Regions from separate parts of the Homo sapiens genome. Here regions 2, 3, 4 and 5 are each linked to region 1. A link is a contact called in ENCODE Hi-C or POLR2A ChIA-PET data. All regions are on one chromosome and are shown on one strand. The core of a region is the stretch at or near the end of the contact, and the rest is flanking DNA. Distances in the headings are between cores, read along the strand shown. Region 1 holds the start of PSD2-AS1 (PSD2 antisense RNA 1). Region 2 holds the start of MATR3 (matrin 3). Region 3 holds the start of SNHG4 (small nucleolar RNA host gene 4). Region 4 overlaps ECSCR (endothelial cell surface expressed chemotaxis and apoptosis regulator). Region 5 holds the start of SPATA24 (spermatogenesis associated 24).

What was found. A loop is a pair of places that touch in the nucleus more often than their neighbours do. ChIA-PET counts read pairs that join two places held with the same protein, here RNA polymerase II (POLR2A). Pooled maps may share reads with other maps.
Region 2: a pooled map shows a loop between it and region 1 (3-fold over the local background). The contact joins the promoter of MATR3 here to the promoter of PSD2-AS1 in region 1. A Hi-C loop is called at or near these places in 5 of 50 pooled maps. POLR2A ChIA-PET finds 5 or more read pairs at or near these places in 3 of 52 experiments (CD8-positive, alpha-beta memory T cell, RWPE1 and naive thymus-derived CD4-positive, alpha-beta T cell).
Region 3: a pooled map shows a loop between it and region 1 (4-fold over the local background). The contact joins the promoter of SNHG4 here to the promoter of PSD2-AS1 in region 1. A Hi-C loop is called at or near these places in 6 of 50 pooled maps. POLR2A ChIA-PET finds 5 or more read pairs at or near these places in 2 of 52 experiments (B cell and CD8-positive, alpha-beta memory T cell).
Region 4: a pooled map shows a loop between it and region 1 (3-fold over the local background). The contact joins the enhancer-like site here to the promoter of PSD2-AS1 in region 1. A Hi-C loop is called at or near these places in 5 of 50 pooled maps. POLR2A ChIA-PET finds 5 or more read pairs at or near these places in 4 of 52 experiments (RWPE1, T-cell, activated T-cell and 1 more).
Region 5: a loop to region 1 is called in a map of B cell, with 2.8 times the contacts of the local background. The contact joins the promoter of SPATA24 here to the promoter of PSD2-AS1 in region 1. A Hi-C loop is called at or near these places in 1 of 168 maps with a recorded cell type or tissue (B cell), 3 of 37 single-sample maps with no recorded cell type and 9 of 50 pooled maps. POLR2A ChIA-PET finds 5 or more read pairs at or near these places in 1 of 52 experiments (WTC11).

The regions. Positions count from the first base shown.
Region 1 is chr5:139,744,807-139,747,506 of GRCh38, reverse strand. PSD2-AS1 (PSD2 antisense RNA 1) reads left to right here and starts at 1,284. Exons shown (of 3, transcript NR_105053.2): 1 at 1,284-1,313; 2 at 2,248-2,337. It also overlaps a transcript of PSD2 not described here. RefSeq lists an enhancer at 767-1,414.
Region 2 is chr5:139,292,296-139,294,995 of GRCh38, reverse strand. It overlaps MATR3 (matrin 3), which reads right to left and starts at 1,256. Exons shown (of 15, transcript NM_018834.6): 1 at 1,191-1,256. LOC124901081 (a long non-coding RNA gene) reads left to right here and starts at 1,439. Exons shown (of 4, transcript XR_007058956.1): 1 at 1,439-1,722. RefSeq lists enhancers at 1-480, 481-1,184.
Region 3 is chr5:139,272,826-139,275,544 of GRCh38, reverse strand. It overlaps SNHG4 (small nucleolar RNA host gene 4), which reads right to left and starts at 1,444. Exons shown (of 7, transcript NR_182757.1): 1 at 1,384-1,444; 2 at 931-1,181. It overlaps LOC124901081 (a long non-coding RNA gene), which reads left to right. Exons shown (of 4, transcript XR_007058956.1): 4 at 1,891-2,478. It also overlaps a transcript of MATR3 not described here. RefSeq lists a silencer at 1,371-1,450 and an enhancer at 1,741-2,090.
Region 4 is chr5:139,458,065-139,460,932 of GRCh38, reverse strand. ECSCR (endothelial cell surface expressed chemotaxis and apoptosis regulator) reads left to right here. Exons shown (of 10, transcript NM_001077693.4): 2 at 2,750-2,794. Among named protein-coding and RNA genes, the nearest start is that of ECSCR, 3.2 kb to the left of the region's middle. RefSeq lists an enhancer at 1-8. Within about 2 kb of position 1,417, at least 15 of the 41 ENCODE cell types and tissues checked have a DNase peak (open chromatin) inside an H3K27ac peak, as active enhancers do.
Region 5 is chr5:139,402,717-139,405,416 of GRCh38, reverse strand. It overlaps SPATA24 (spermatogenesis associated 24), which reads left to right and starts at 1,328. Exons shown (of 6, transcript NM_194296.2): 1 at 1,328-1,473. The coding sequence starts at 1,357. RefSeq lists enhancers at 818-1,390, 1,336-1,565, 1,391-1,964.

The DNA.
Region 1 (2,700 bases), core at 35-2,534:
CCAGATCTCCCCAGAGACGAGCCCAGAGGGAGGGACAGCCCCCAGCCCCCGCCCGGTCACCTCCGCCAAGCTGGCAGCTGGGCTTTCCCCCTCCTCTGCCATCCGCAGAGGCCTGAAGCGTGAAGGTTAACAGCTGGGGGGGAGGCTGCGTCTCCCTCTCTCACCCCCGCTCTGCTGCAGCCCCGCCCACCTGCCAGCCCAGGGGATGTCGTAAACAGGGCTGTGAGGTGTGTGTGTGTGCGGGGGGTTGGGGGTAACTGAAGGGGGGGAGACAAGAGAGAGTCAGACAGACAAAGAGAGGAACGAAAATGAGCAAGAGGCGAGCGGAGACCTGAGCAGAGACTGAGGGACAGAGACAGCTAGAGACAGAGACAGGCAGAGAAAGAAATGGAGATGGAGATGTGGAGATAGACACGGAGACACCCAGAGAGAGAAGGGAGGGAGGAGGAACCTCAGAGCCAGAGAGGAGACACACAATGAAAGTGGGAGGAGGGCGAAGGACCGGGCGAGGGGACAGGATACTGGCAGAAATGCAGGCTGCCTCGAGCTGCGGACGACCGTGGAGGGTGGGGACGAGCCGAGGTTGGGAGCAGGGTGCGACCCTGGGCTACCCTCACTCCTGCACCCACCACCAGGGCTGGGAGCCAGAGCGAGGGAGCGTCGCTGCCCCTGGGTGCGCCCTCCATCGCTACGCCACTTGCCCGCCTCGGCTTCCCCGGGAGCGCTAGATGAAGGGAATGGCGGGGTTGGGGAGCCGTGGGGGTCAGGGGGTGCTGCGCGGCCATCACACTGCCGCAAAGCCAGCCTGTCTAGCAGCCTCCCTCGCGCATCAGTCCAGCGGGCAGATATCGATCCCGCCCAGCCAAGCTCTATACTCGCGGCCTGCAGCCCGTTCTGTGGCGGTCCTACAAAGAAGCGGGGGTGCCTCACTTCTCGGGCCTCCCCCGCGGGGGATTCTGTACCAGAATAACACCCCCGGGGCCAGGGTCAGGGCGGCACACTCGCCCCCGCCTGTCCCAGCGCGATCCCATTCGGCGGGCCCAGGTAGCCTGCGGCAGGGAGAAGGCTCGGGTGACCCCCCAGCCCCGCCTTCTGCAGGGCGCGCGAGGCCAGAGGAAAAAATCTTCGCTGAGTTGATGAAGTTGAAGTTTCGTTCAGGGCGTGAAGGAGACAGCCAATCAGCGGGCCGTTATTTACATGGGCTCTCTGATTGGCTCTCACGGTGCCTCTTTAGAATGTTACTTTGAGACCTTCACAGAACGAAAAGCCCCCCGCTGGGGGTGGGGGAAGGCTCAGAAGCTCCAAGGTTTCATGTAGGGCTCCCCAGGCCAAGCTTTGAGGGAAGATGGGGAGCTTAGATATAGTTTTGTCCAGCTTTCACGATACAAATGACCAACTTGAGTCTGGAGAGACAGAGAGGTGGAGCTTGGCCTGGATCCAGGAGATGAGTTCGGCCTAGCGCTCTGCAGTGGGCCCACCACCCCTGATACCTAGACGTGTGGTCACCTTGGCGGTGGGGAGGAGGGGCTTGGTCCTGGCAACCCCTCTCATCCAATAGCAAGAGAGGGGCTGATTCAATGGTTTGAGGGGGCAGGAGCAGGTAAACCTGGCGGTGTCGGTCTTGTTTGTGACCGGACAGTGTGGGTGGTACCATCATGTTGGAAACCCCGCAAATAATGCAGCCCCAGAGGCAGGCCAGGCTGACCCTGAGGTCATGTTTCACTTGACAGCCTGGGCAGGCACACGTGAACACAGGAGACCCCCAGGCGGGGGCCTCGGGGCCTCAAGAAGTGGGTTTGCTCTGAAGGGAGTGGCACTGGGCAACCCGCAGCAGCTCCGCACTGCCCCGCACCCGCACTACCGCATCCAGCAGACACTGAGTCACTCTTGGGGACGGGGGCGAAGTCAGGACATTGGCAGCTAGGAGCAGAGAAGTTCTCTCAGAAGGCCTCCACCCTGCCTTCCCCACTGCGTCGGCCCCGCCCACCCATGCTGGGAAAAGGGCCCCCTGGGGTTGCCATTCGCAAATCCTGCCCAGTCTCCTGGCCCACACTCCTCCCCAGGCGACTCAGCATAGATGACTCAGGACTTGGAGTGGGGCTGTTAATGGGCAAATGTGGTGGTAGGGGGGCCTGAGTGTGTGGCCGAGGCTGGAAAGTCCCTCCACCATCTGCCTGTGGCAAATTGAGGGACAGGTAGGAGAATTCACTCTAGTGGGGTTCTAACCCTGCCCCAATTCTTTCACAGTGACACAGCCTGGAGACCCAGCTCTGTCACTCAACTCTACATAGCCTTCACCCAGAGCCTGACAGTGTATATGAACAAGAGGCTGTGCCTGTGAGTACTTGCGTGCCAGCAGCTGGCCTTGTGACATGCCCCTGTGGGACCTTGGGCTGCAGCATCAAGTGCTAGGGCAAACACCTTGTTTGCAGAAGACCCAAGGACCCCACAGCCAGTGCCAGGACAGCTAAGAGACTCCACCACCTGCCACCCCCCAGAACTTACCCTGCTAATGAACCAAACTTGCTGTGTGACTTTGAGTGCAGCTCGCACATCTCTGGGCCTCAAACTTCTCTGTAAAACCATGCCCTCCTGAATGTACCATTCCCAGTGGTGGCAGCTGCAGAGAAATCACAATAGCAGGGGCAGGGTCCAAGAAGGGCCTGAGAAGCTGGTTCAGCCTGTGGTCTGGGAGCCAAG
Region 2 (2,700 bases), core at 7-2,506, 450 kb after region 1:
ACGAAATCAACGATTCTTCACATTATTCCAGCGCGCCCGAAAGACTAGCCATTTCAGAACCACCATAACCGTTCTAGAAATATCTGGCTAAAAAACTGTAACTGATCCAATAGGAATATTCCACAGAACAGGGCCACAGAGCAGGATAAACACCTAGGGGATATTCATCCACGGTAAATGCCGAACACAGAACATGGCACAGAGCTCGAAATGCAAAGAACGATGCGGCGACTACACCACGGTACTCCAAAACCCTTTGTCTGGAAACCGGAAGGTCCCACACCACACGATCCTCTCTGGAGGAACCTGGACTAATACTATTTTGATAAAGAGAAAAAGGATGTGAGGTGACTTGACTAAACAAGTGCAAATCACCCGCCTCGCACTGTACTGCAGGCGGCTTGTTCCACGACGCAGTACGAAAAACAAGCGTTAACGTTTCATTTTTCGGCCATTTTTACGCGATGGGGGGCGGGGAGGAATTGTTTCTGATGTCCAGCTAACGCCGCGCGCGCGCGCGCGTGTGGGCCGGGAGTCTTAGGGGGCGCTCTGAGGCGATGGGCAAGGAGCGGCGTGAAGGCCGAGACACCGGGAAAAGAAAGAAACGCTGCTCAAACAAGCAGGCTCTTCAGAGTCTGCGAAATCCTCCATTTTGGGGGAACATTTTCAGAGAAAAAAAGGCGAACGGGTTATTTGGCACTGGCGCTACCCAAGGACTTAGATATCTTAACCATCCTCCTCAAACGGCAAGCCCCCAGTGTACAGTCTGTCCCTCAGGCCTCGAGCGAGCTCCTCCCTCCCCCTCAGCGCCGCGGCCCGCGTGTAACGGGCTAGTCGTCCCGCCCCCGCCCACAACGAGCCCAGGACGCGCAGGAAGCTCGGCCGGTCAGCGCACCTCTTCACCCAAAATCTCCCGCCGCACCCTGGGCCCTTGGCCGGCCGCGTGTTTCCCTCCCGGACCGCTCACCTCCGCCGCCCTAGAAGGCTGGTTGCGCCGCCACTGCGCTCCTAACATGGCGGCCGCCGATCAGGCGGCTCACATACGCAACGCGGAGGGAGGCAGAGCGGGAGCGAGCAAGAAAGGCGCGCCGCCGGCTCCCCGCAGCCCCTGTCGCCGTCGTTGTCCCCTCCCGGCGGACACGGAGAACCCCCAGCCACCCGACCCCGACTCTTACCCGCTTCACGCCTACCTTAGGGAAAGGGAGAGGGAAAAGGAGAGGTACCTCTCTCCCAGCGAGCGGGACGCGGAGACTCCCACAATCCCCCGCAGCAACGGCGCTGGCGAGAAGCGGCGGCAGCGGCTGCAGCCCAAGAACAAACCCACTCTCGCGAGAGAGCTCGCCCCCACCCCCTCGATCTGGTTCGGCGCGCGCCAGGCCCCTCCCCCTACTCAGCGCGCGCACCTCGCTCGTGCACTCGCCTGCGGTCGTTGTTCTTTAATCCCGGAGATCCCTCTCCGTCATCCAGCTGAGGCGGGAAATGGAGGAACAGACGTGGCTTACGAGTTCGAGTCCCATTCCCGAAAAGGCTGTTTGTCAACCTCCTGAATAGCATAATACAAAGTTTAAATAGGGTATGCCTTAGAAGGGATTCGCGAGAGTCCCTGGCTTAGACTCGACTTTTATGCTCTCTGGTTGTTCTGTTTGCCAAGGAATGGTGGAAAGCGCCAGATATTGGGGCCACAAAGGGAAAACGATACCATTTTGGCTGGTTTTTATTTAGGTATGTTTATTTATTTATCATAAATAAACTGTGTTGCTCAGGTTGGAGTGCGCTGGCGTTATCATGGCTCATTGCAGCCTCGAACTCCTATCCTCAAGGGATCCTCCCACCTCAGCCTCCCCAGTAGCTGGGACTACAGGCTCGCACCACCATGGCCAGCTAACTTTTTTATTTTTATTTTTTCCGTAGAGATGGTGTCTCGTTATTTTGCCTAGGCTGGTCTGGAACTCCTTGGCTCAAGCAGTGCTCCCGCCTCCGCCTCTCAGCATTGGATTAAGGGCGTGAGCCTACACGCCCAGCCAGCTGTTTTTTTTGTTTTGTTTTTTGTTTTGAGACGGAGTCTCACTCTGTCACCCAGGCTGGAGTGCAGTGGCGCGATCTCGGCTCACTGCAAACTCCGCCTCCCGGGTTCACGCCATTCTCCTGCCTCAGCCTCCGGAGTAGCTGGGACTACAGGCGCCCGCCACGACGCCTGGCTAATTTCTTTTTGCATTTTTAATAGAGGCGGGGGTTTCACCGTGTTAGCCAGGATGCTCTCGATCTCCTGACCTTGTGATCCGCCCGCCTCGGCCTCCCAAAGTGGCCAGCTGGTTTTTAAAATCAGGAATTCTGTGCAGGAGGGTCGTTGAGGCGGAGGACCGCGAGCCTTTTCCTTCCTAAAGACCACCGCCGCCTTTTGGTGAATTTGACTGAATGCAATACACTCTTGGGACTGAGGTACTGGTTAGGTACCCGGGTTGGAGGGATTTGAGCTCCGGCCTTCAGAGGCTTAAGTAAATTGTTTGGAGACCTAATCTGGCTGCAACTCTCTCCCCAACCATCCTTGCAGAACTCCGCATCTGGAGAGTTGGGAATTTTCCAGCACAGTTAATGATTATAATATGGAGTGCTTTCTATAAGGTGGGCAATGCAATAAGCAGTTTACACATAACCCTACAATAACCTTGAGAGGCGGCTACTGTGGGATACCATTTGGTA
Region 3 (2,719 bases), core at 195-2,694, 470 kb after region 1:
TGAGGAGCTACATTCCAAAAAAGGCTTAGATGGTGAATATGAGTGAGTAAAAAGGGAAAAGTTATCCAGTGAGAGAAACGGGCAGTGAACAGTGGGAACACTGGATAGAGGAGGGCCTCCAATACTTCCTGAAGGACAATAAAAACAGCACTTGGAAAAATAACTGCAGTATTGGATGTGAGGGGAATTGGAGGCAGTAGTCGTGCCAAGACCTCAACTACTGATTAAAAGCAATAACGAAAATGTTAGGCCGGGCGCGGTGGCTCACGCCTGTAATCCCAGCACTTTGGGAGGCTGAGGCTGGCGGATCACGAGTTCAGGAGATCGAGACCATACTGGCTAACACGGTGAAACCCCGTCTCTACTAAAAATACAAAAAAAAAAAAAAAAAAAAAAAAAAAATTAGCCGGGCGTGGTGGCGGGCACCTGTAGTCCCTGTTACTCGGGATGCTGAGGCAGGAGAATGGCATGAACCCAGGAGGCGGAGGTTGCAGTGAGCCGAGATCGCCCTACTGCACTCCAGCCTGGGCAACAGAGCAAGACTCCGTTAAAAAAAATAAAAATAACCAAAATGTTTGCACAAATGATAATAAATATTCCTACACAGTCACCATTTTTTTTTAGACGGAGTCTTGCTCTGTTACCAGGTTGGAATGCAGTGGTGCTATCTCGGCTCACTGCAATCTCTGCCTCCCGGGTTCAAGCGATTCTCCTGCCTCAGCCTCCCGACTTCAGGCGTGCGACACCACGCCCAGCTAAGTTTTGTATTTTTAGTAGAGACGGGGTTTCACCATGTTGGCCAGGATGGTCTTCTTCTCTTGACCTCGTCATCCGCCCGCCTCGGCCTCCCAAAGTGCTGAGATTACAGGCGTGAGCCACGCGCCCGGCCTCACAGTCACCATTATAATTTATGTAAGGCTAAGATCATACCTTTTTCCAGCCATCCCCAAATTTCACTCCTGACTTCCTCCAAATAATTTAGAGGAACAGGAAAATGAGTAGAGAGGGTTCATTGTTCGCTGGGTCTAAAAACAGATCTAAAAATAGCCTGCCCCTTTCAAGGCTCGGGTTAAAGGGGCTGACTCAGTTCCACCGGACATTTGTTCCTCACAAACCTTCCAAAGTCCCTGCCTCTGGCCCTGGGAGATCGAGGCTCTCGGAGTCAGGCTCTATGGGACTCCCTAGGGAGAAGAGGGAAGAGGGATGGTAGAAAAACAGGGGACGACTCCGAGGCCCAAGTCTCTTTCAGATGCCCTCCAAGCTCGGGATCACGAGGGGACGAACCCCAATTTCGTCCCGTGCCCCGGCAGAAGCCACCCTGCACTGCTTCTTTCCCCAGGCTGGGAAACCTCCAAGGACTCTCCCCTCTGGGTCCTTACTCACGCGCACGTGTTCGGAGCTCCGCAGGGCGCAGCAGCACCGGCAGAGGCCGGAGGGGAAAGGGCAGCCGGGAGCCGAGGGGAACCCCGCCCCGGGGCGGCTACTGGGCGTGGCTTCGGTGGGCGGGGCCCTTGACCCCGCCTAGGAAAGGCCGGGCTTTAAAAAAAAAAAAAAATGCGAGTGCGGTGGCAGAGGTGAACCTGCTTCTTAGAGGAGAGAAGGGCTGGGGTCTGAGCAATGGCTGGGTTTGTTGGACTCCCATCCCATCTCTTAAGGGTAGAAGGGGCGCATAGTTCGCAGCTGCTCAGGAGAGAATCTGTGTGTCCTAGTGGAGCCAGGCTTCCTGCCTGCCCACACTGAGCGCCCCCGGAACGCTGGTTCCGCTCACGAGCGTGGCGCCTTTCCGTTGCTGCAGGCCCAGCCCACGCTTTTGCGCTTCCCACGCATATCCTTTTTCTGGCTTTCTGCGGCAGCGCTGTCATTCGGCTAATGGATCGCTCACCCACGCAGGTCACCTTGGTCCACGGTCTTCGGGATCTTTCCAGGAGGTTTTCGAATAGATTAAGCCAGTCACTCCTACTGCTGACCTCTGCAGGACCGGCCTCCCTAGTGCCCTGCAGTGGGATTCTTCGCCGAGCTGCAGTAACTGAAGAACACTGGCTTTCTCTGCTAGACTTGCCCTGCACCATGGCACAGTCAGGCAGAGTCCTTGGTCAGGACAGACTGCCTGCAAGGCTACCAGGATTTCTTTGGAACACTAAAACTTCCCTCTCCCAGTGGCTAGAGTCCATATGATTCTGCTGGGGTCCAGAGTGGAAGGCCTACAAGCAGTGATTCCCAACTCCATTCTCTAATTCCCCCAAATTCCTTTCCGACACCCGCCCCCCAACAACAACAACCAATCCTGTAAGTTTTGCTGATCTCTTGCACCTGGCACCATTGCCAGGTGAACCCCTGGGAACCAAGCCACTGCCCTTGGCATCTGCCAACATGTTTCATTGTCTATTTCCTCAGCTCTTTCATAATGAAAAAGGTATGCTTCTTGTGCACCCCAACTCTTGCAGACCTCTCCTAAGAAAGCCCAGAGCCCCAGTTTGATTCCAGCAAGAGACCCTAGGCTGTAGGGCCAAAGAGCCACTGGAGGGGAAGTGGCAAGCTCAAATCCTCCCCAGTTTTGATGCAGTTGGACATAGGCTCTGGTTGGGAAAAGGCTTACATAAATACAGTAATTTAAAAAGTCACATGACCAGTGCTGGGCTGGTAGGCAGGAGCTCTGCTTTGCAGTTAAATAGGAATGTGGCTGAAGACTGCTGCCATAATCAATGCCCACATCCGGCTG
Region 4 (2,868 bases), core at 168-2,667, 290 kb after region 1:
AGGCCTAGGTCAGACAGCGACAAAGCCAGGACTTGAACTCAGGCTTGCCAGGCTCGATTAAAATCCACGATTTTAACTTCTAAACTATGCTTTTGAGGAAAAAATGGGGAGGGGTGTGTGTGGAGATAGACTAGAAGGGGATAAAGCAGACAGAATTAGAGAGGGGAGACCTGGGAAATCAAAAATTCCTGTGGCTAGAGTTCTTTGGGAATCTGCAGGCCCAGTGGTCAGAGACACCCTCGGCTGTAGACACAGATGCTCCCTAAGTCCCTCCCTTACCCACAGAGAAATCTTTGTTGGTGACAAAAAGTTTGGGTAGTGGGAGGGGCAAGAGGCAAAGAAAGAGCAGGGTCTTGAAGCTTGTGACTTTGGAACTCCTCCCAAGCCACTGAATAATTTTCTTTCTAGATAAATGCAGGAAGGCAGTTCCCTGTGCCTTCCCTGTACCTTCCCACCAAAAACTAAGTTATAACCTTACAGCATTTAGATAGTACATTAGGCCAGGCTCGGTGGCTCACGCCTGTGATCCCAGCATTTAGGATGCTGAGGCGAATGGATCACCTGAGGTCAGGAGTTTGAGACCAGCCTGGCCAACATGGTGAAACCCCATCTCTACTAAACATACAAAAATTAGCCGGGCATGGTGGCAGGCGCCTGTAATCCCAGCTACTCAGGAGGCTGAGACAGGAGAATAGCTTGAGCCCGGGAGGCGGAGGTTGCAGTGAGCTGAGATCGCGCCACTGCACTCCAGCCTGGGTGACCAAGAGCGAAACTCTGTCTCAAAACGAAAAAAAAAAAACAAAAAATACATTACATATGCTGGATTAGTAACTGATACATGTTTTCAGGACATGCCTTGGGTTAAAAGGATTCTCCAAGGGTCCTCCCCAGCTAGAAAGGGTTTTCTCTAGCCTGGGCTTCCTATAAATTTTGACTCCCCTCTTGACCATCCCCCTCTCGCCAACAAGGGAATGGGGCTCTCAGAAATGGTGATCTAGAAAAACATGGCCCAGGGTTTGGTAATTTTACACTTGGAAGCAATTAATTCTACACTATCCAGATGATAGCCCCATGGAGGAAGGCAGTGGCTTAAGGAAAATAAGCAGAGCAGCAGGTTGCCACAGGCTGGGGTGGGCCCCTGGCACCCAGCCGCCTCTGTCCACCCAGGCCTGGGCTGAATGCTCCCCTGATGCTGAGAGACCAAGGGAGCAGCAGAGCCAGGCCAGGGGCTGTAGTCCCTGCTCAAGCAGAGGGACGGGAACCCAGCTGGGCGGCTCCACTTCCCCACGTTGTTTTCCTTTCACATTGTTCACAGGTTTCAAGAATGATTTCATTGTGGAAAATGAGCAAATACAACCTGACCTTTCAGGTTCCACATACACAGCGGGACACACACAAGGGCACACGAGCATGCACATACATTTGCATAGAGCCCCGCAGACACACGTGTACATACAAAAAAGCCAGTGAGGGCTTCTGATTGGGGACTCTTGGTGACTGACCCCTCTCTGGGTTTGGTCAATAACAACCATTTCCTATGTATCCTCTGCCTGTGAGAGTGAATGGGTTGCTCATGCTAGAGCTTCCCTGCCTCCTATATATACCTCAGAACTTACTTTCTGCACAGGCCCCTACCTCTAGGCAAGATACAAGCCCTAATCCCCATCCCCATCTCACTCACCTTCCCGTCTCTCAGCCCCTTCCCTGGGGGCAGGACCAGGGTGACAGTAGCTTAAGGTAAACATTAGCCTAGAGACCTGGAGTCCTGGGCCCTTCCTTGTCTAGGTGTGGCAGGTCATTGATCTTCTGTCCTTAGAAATGTCACTAGTTTAAAATAACCTTCTCCTGACTCTGCATCAGGTTGGTAAAATGCCCATGTCAGATTGAAGAGACAGGGAAGGACTTCGGGACTCTGAGCCATGAGGTGGTGGTGATGTTGCTATTGAGTCACAGTCTCAGAGGAAGCCAGCACCGTGAGCCACAGCCCACATCCTTTAGTCCTCTGCCTAGTGTGTCTGCCTTCCAGCATGGTAGGCTTAGAAAGCCAAAACGTTTTTTTCTGTTTTCTTTTCTTTTTTTTTTTTTTTGAGACAGAGTCTCACTTTGTCTCCCAGGCTGGAGTGCAATGGCATGATCTCAGCTCACTGCAACCTCTACCTCCCGGGTTCAAGCGATTCTCATGCCTCAGCCTCCCAAGCAGCTGGGATTACAGGCGTGTGCCATCAGGCCTGCTAATTTTTGTATTTTTAATAGAGGCAGGGTTTCACCATGTTGGCCGGGCTAGTCTTGAACTCCTGACCTCAAGTGATCTACCCACCTCAGCCTCCCTAAGTGCTGGGATTACAGGTGTGAACCACCGCACCTGGCCAGTGTTTTCTTTTCTTTTTTCTTTTTCTTTCTTTTTTTTTTTTTTTTTTTTTTTTTTTTTTTTTGTTGAGATAGGGTCTCCACCTGTTGCCCAGGCTGGAGTGTAGTGGTGCAATCATAGCTCACTGCAGCCAGCCTCAACCTTCTGGTCTCAAGCAATCCTGCCACCTCAGCCTCCTGAGTAGCTAGGACTCCAGGTGTGCACTACTGTGCCTGGAGAATTTAAAAAAAAAAAAAAAACAAAACAAAACAAAATTTTTTTTTAGAGACAGGGTCTTGCTATGTTGCCCAGGCTGGGCCAGAAGGCATTCTAAGGGTTCCTTTCTAGGCTCTGTGCTGGGCAGGGGACTTACCAAGCTATGTGTTTTGCTTTCTCTTGCAGGCCACAACTCCCAGCCCACAATGACCCAGACCTCTAGCTCTCAGGGTAAGACCAAACACATGGGTCTACTCCAGCGTGTAGGCCTAGGAGCTTAGGAAGGGTGAGAGGAGCTCTATGCC
Region 5 (2,700 bases), core at 79-2,578, 340 kb after region 1:
ATTCCATAACTTCCACCCATGACGTGCAACACAAATGCAGCACAACATCCTGGTTAAGAACATGAACTCCAGGCCCAGCGCGGTGGCTCATGCCTGTAATCCCAGCACTTTGGGAGGCCGAGGCAGGCGGATCACCTGAGGTCAGGAGTTCGAGACCAGCCTGGCCAACATGGTGAAACCCCGTATCTACTAAAAATAAGAAAATTAGCCAGGCGTGGTGGCGGGCGCCTGTAATCCCAGCTACTTGGGAGGCTGAGGCAGAAGAATCCCTTAAACCCGGAAGGTGAAGTTTGCAGTGAGCCGAGATCACGTCCCTGCACTCCAGCCTGGGCGACAGAGCGAGACTACATCTCAAAAAACAAACAAACAAAAACACGGACCCTGGAACCAAACTGCCCATAGCAGAACTCCGTTCCACAACTTACTAGAGTGACCTTGGGCAAGTTATTCATTCTCATTCTCATAGAGCCTAGGTAAAAAGGGGCTGATAGGAGTTCCATGAGGGTCACATGAAATAATATAAACATAACGGTGCCACGAAATAGTGAACACAATATATATTCGCTCTGATGTTCTCCAAACCTAATCTTATTTGGGTTTCCAAGAAAAAAAAAAAAGCCTTCAATAGAGACTTGGTGAGTGTGCGTAATCACCGTATCCTTCCCTGACTTCATTTTACTAAACTCTCCTCCTTCAAGCCCTCTTCAGTCCTCCTAATCTCTTCAGGGTCCTCCTCCTCGGGTGGTGGCACATGACTCTAGTGCAGACTCTAGTGCCCAGAGCCTGGTATCAGAGTATGAAGACTTTGATCTCAGGTGTAGCCATTCTCATTTTTTATCTTCGTCTATCTTCCGTGCTTAGGCTTAGGACCCCTAAGTACTAAGTGTGTTCCAGGAGGCTGGAATCTCATACAATGGAGGAAATTTGGAGATTAGGATAAAGATTTGGAGAAAGAGGCATGAGAAGCTAAAGATGCAGGAGTTGCCTATGCTGGCTCTTGCTTCGTGGTCATGCAGTTTAACAGGCCCTGGGTGAAGGCTGAGGGCTGCTGTTTTGAGTGTTGCCTGCTCGCAGGCAAGGAAAGTACAAGCCGGGCCCTGCCGGCTTCTCAGGACTGCGTGAGAAACAGAAGACGCAATAAAAGCGCAATTTCCTGTAAACTTAAATGCCTTAAGGGTTGTCAGCAGTTTCCCCGCTCCAGGCGGCTCCTTTAAGAGGCGGCCCCTCGCCCCGCTAACATAGGAAGTCCCCGCCCCCCGTTGCCAGGGTGCTCTGTGGCGTCGCATTCTCATTGGTGGGCGACGGCGAGGATCACCCCCGAGGCAGCCATTTCCAACTAGCTGGCGGGGGCGGAAGATGGCGACGCCCCTCGGGTGGTCGAAGGCGGGGTCAGGATCTGTGTGTCTCGCTTTAGATCAACTGCGGGACGTGATTGAGTCTCAGGAGGAACTAATCCACCAGCTGAGGAACGTGGTATGCAGCCAGAGGAGTTTGGGGAGAGGCGGGGCCGGATGCCTCACTGGTGGGGGCGGGGCCAGAACCTGTTCCGATGCGGGGGCCGTGGCTAGAACGCATGGCCCATGGCGTCATCAGGAGGAGGCCGGGCTCAGTCGGTAGGGGTGGAGCCAAAAAGGGGCGGACCTTCCTGAACCAGGGAATTTTAACTAAAATCAAGCCATATTCTCCCTTCCGTTTGCCTGGTTGCTGCAAGAGCTGGTAGAGAGTCCCTGAGCCTCAGTTTCCCCATTTTCAGTGGAGATGACGTCACTGAGTTCCCATGGCCCTCCTGTGCAGGCAGAGAAACTGTCATCCCTTCTATTATGGACACCATTCCCGAGAGTCAAAGGCAGTGCCGTGTTGAATGCAGTAAGCGCAGATTTGGCCCTTGCCAGCGCTAACTTAGGGGCCTCCAAGAACTTTACATGCCTTAGCTTTTGCCTTCTCAATCAAACCCCAGCTAATGGGTGCAAAGCATTGCAGTCACAGATTACCTGGGTAGGCATGATAGAATCCTGGCCATCTGGAGTTCATGGTTTTTCTGGTTTTGTTTTCCTGTCTTGATAAGAAGGTTAGGATGTATCTCCATCTCAGAAATAAAACTGGCTTCACATCTACTTCTCATTCTAAGTTGTTCTTAGACAATTTCTTCCCTTCTGGGAAGTTGAATGTGGGGGAAAGGGGAGAGAGACCTGTCCTATTTGCTACCCTAATGCTCTCATTCAACAAAATATATGGAGCTCTAGGCACTGAATTGCCTTTGATTCCCTGAAGGTACCCAGGTCTTCCTCTTGGCAGCTGACCTTGGCATGTGTGTCCCCACCATCCAGAGTGCTTTTCTCTCTATCCCTCTTCTGGCCCACCCTATATAGCAGTCAGATCTCAGGTCTAACATCCCCTTCTCCGGAAGTGATTCTGACCCTTCCCCAGGCTGGGTTGGGGCCTCCTCTGAGCCCCAGATCCCCTTATGTCTCCCCATCAAGGCACACAACATGTTAGAAGTGCTAACTGTGGACTGCCTCCTCCATGAGACTGGCTGCTCCTTGAGGGCAGCACTTAGAGCTGAGTCTCAGTTTATCTGTGGAACTGAATTCTCCCTTCCCAAGGCCTCAGTCTCATCCTAGGTACCACGAGCATCATCCTGTTATCCGCTTTTGGTCCTGGTCCCTAGAGGGCGCCCCTTCTACTCCAGCCCCAGGCCCT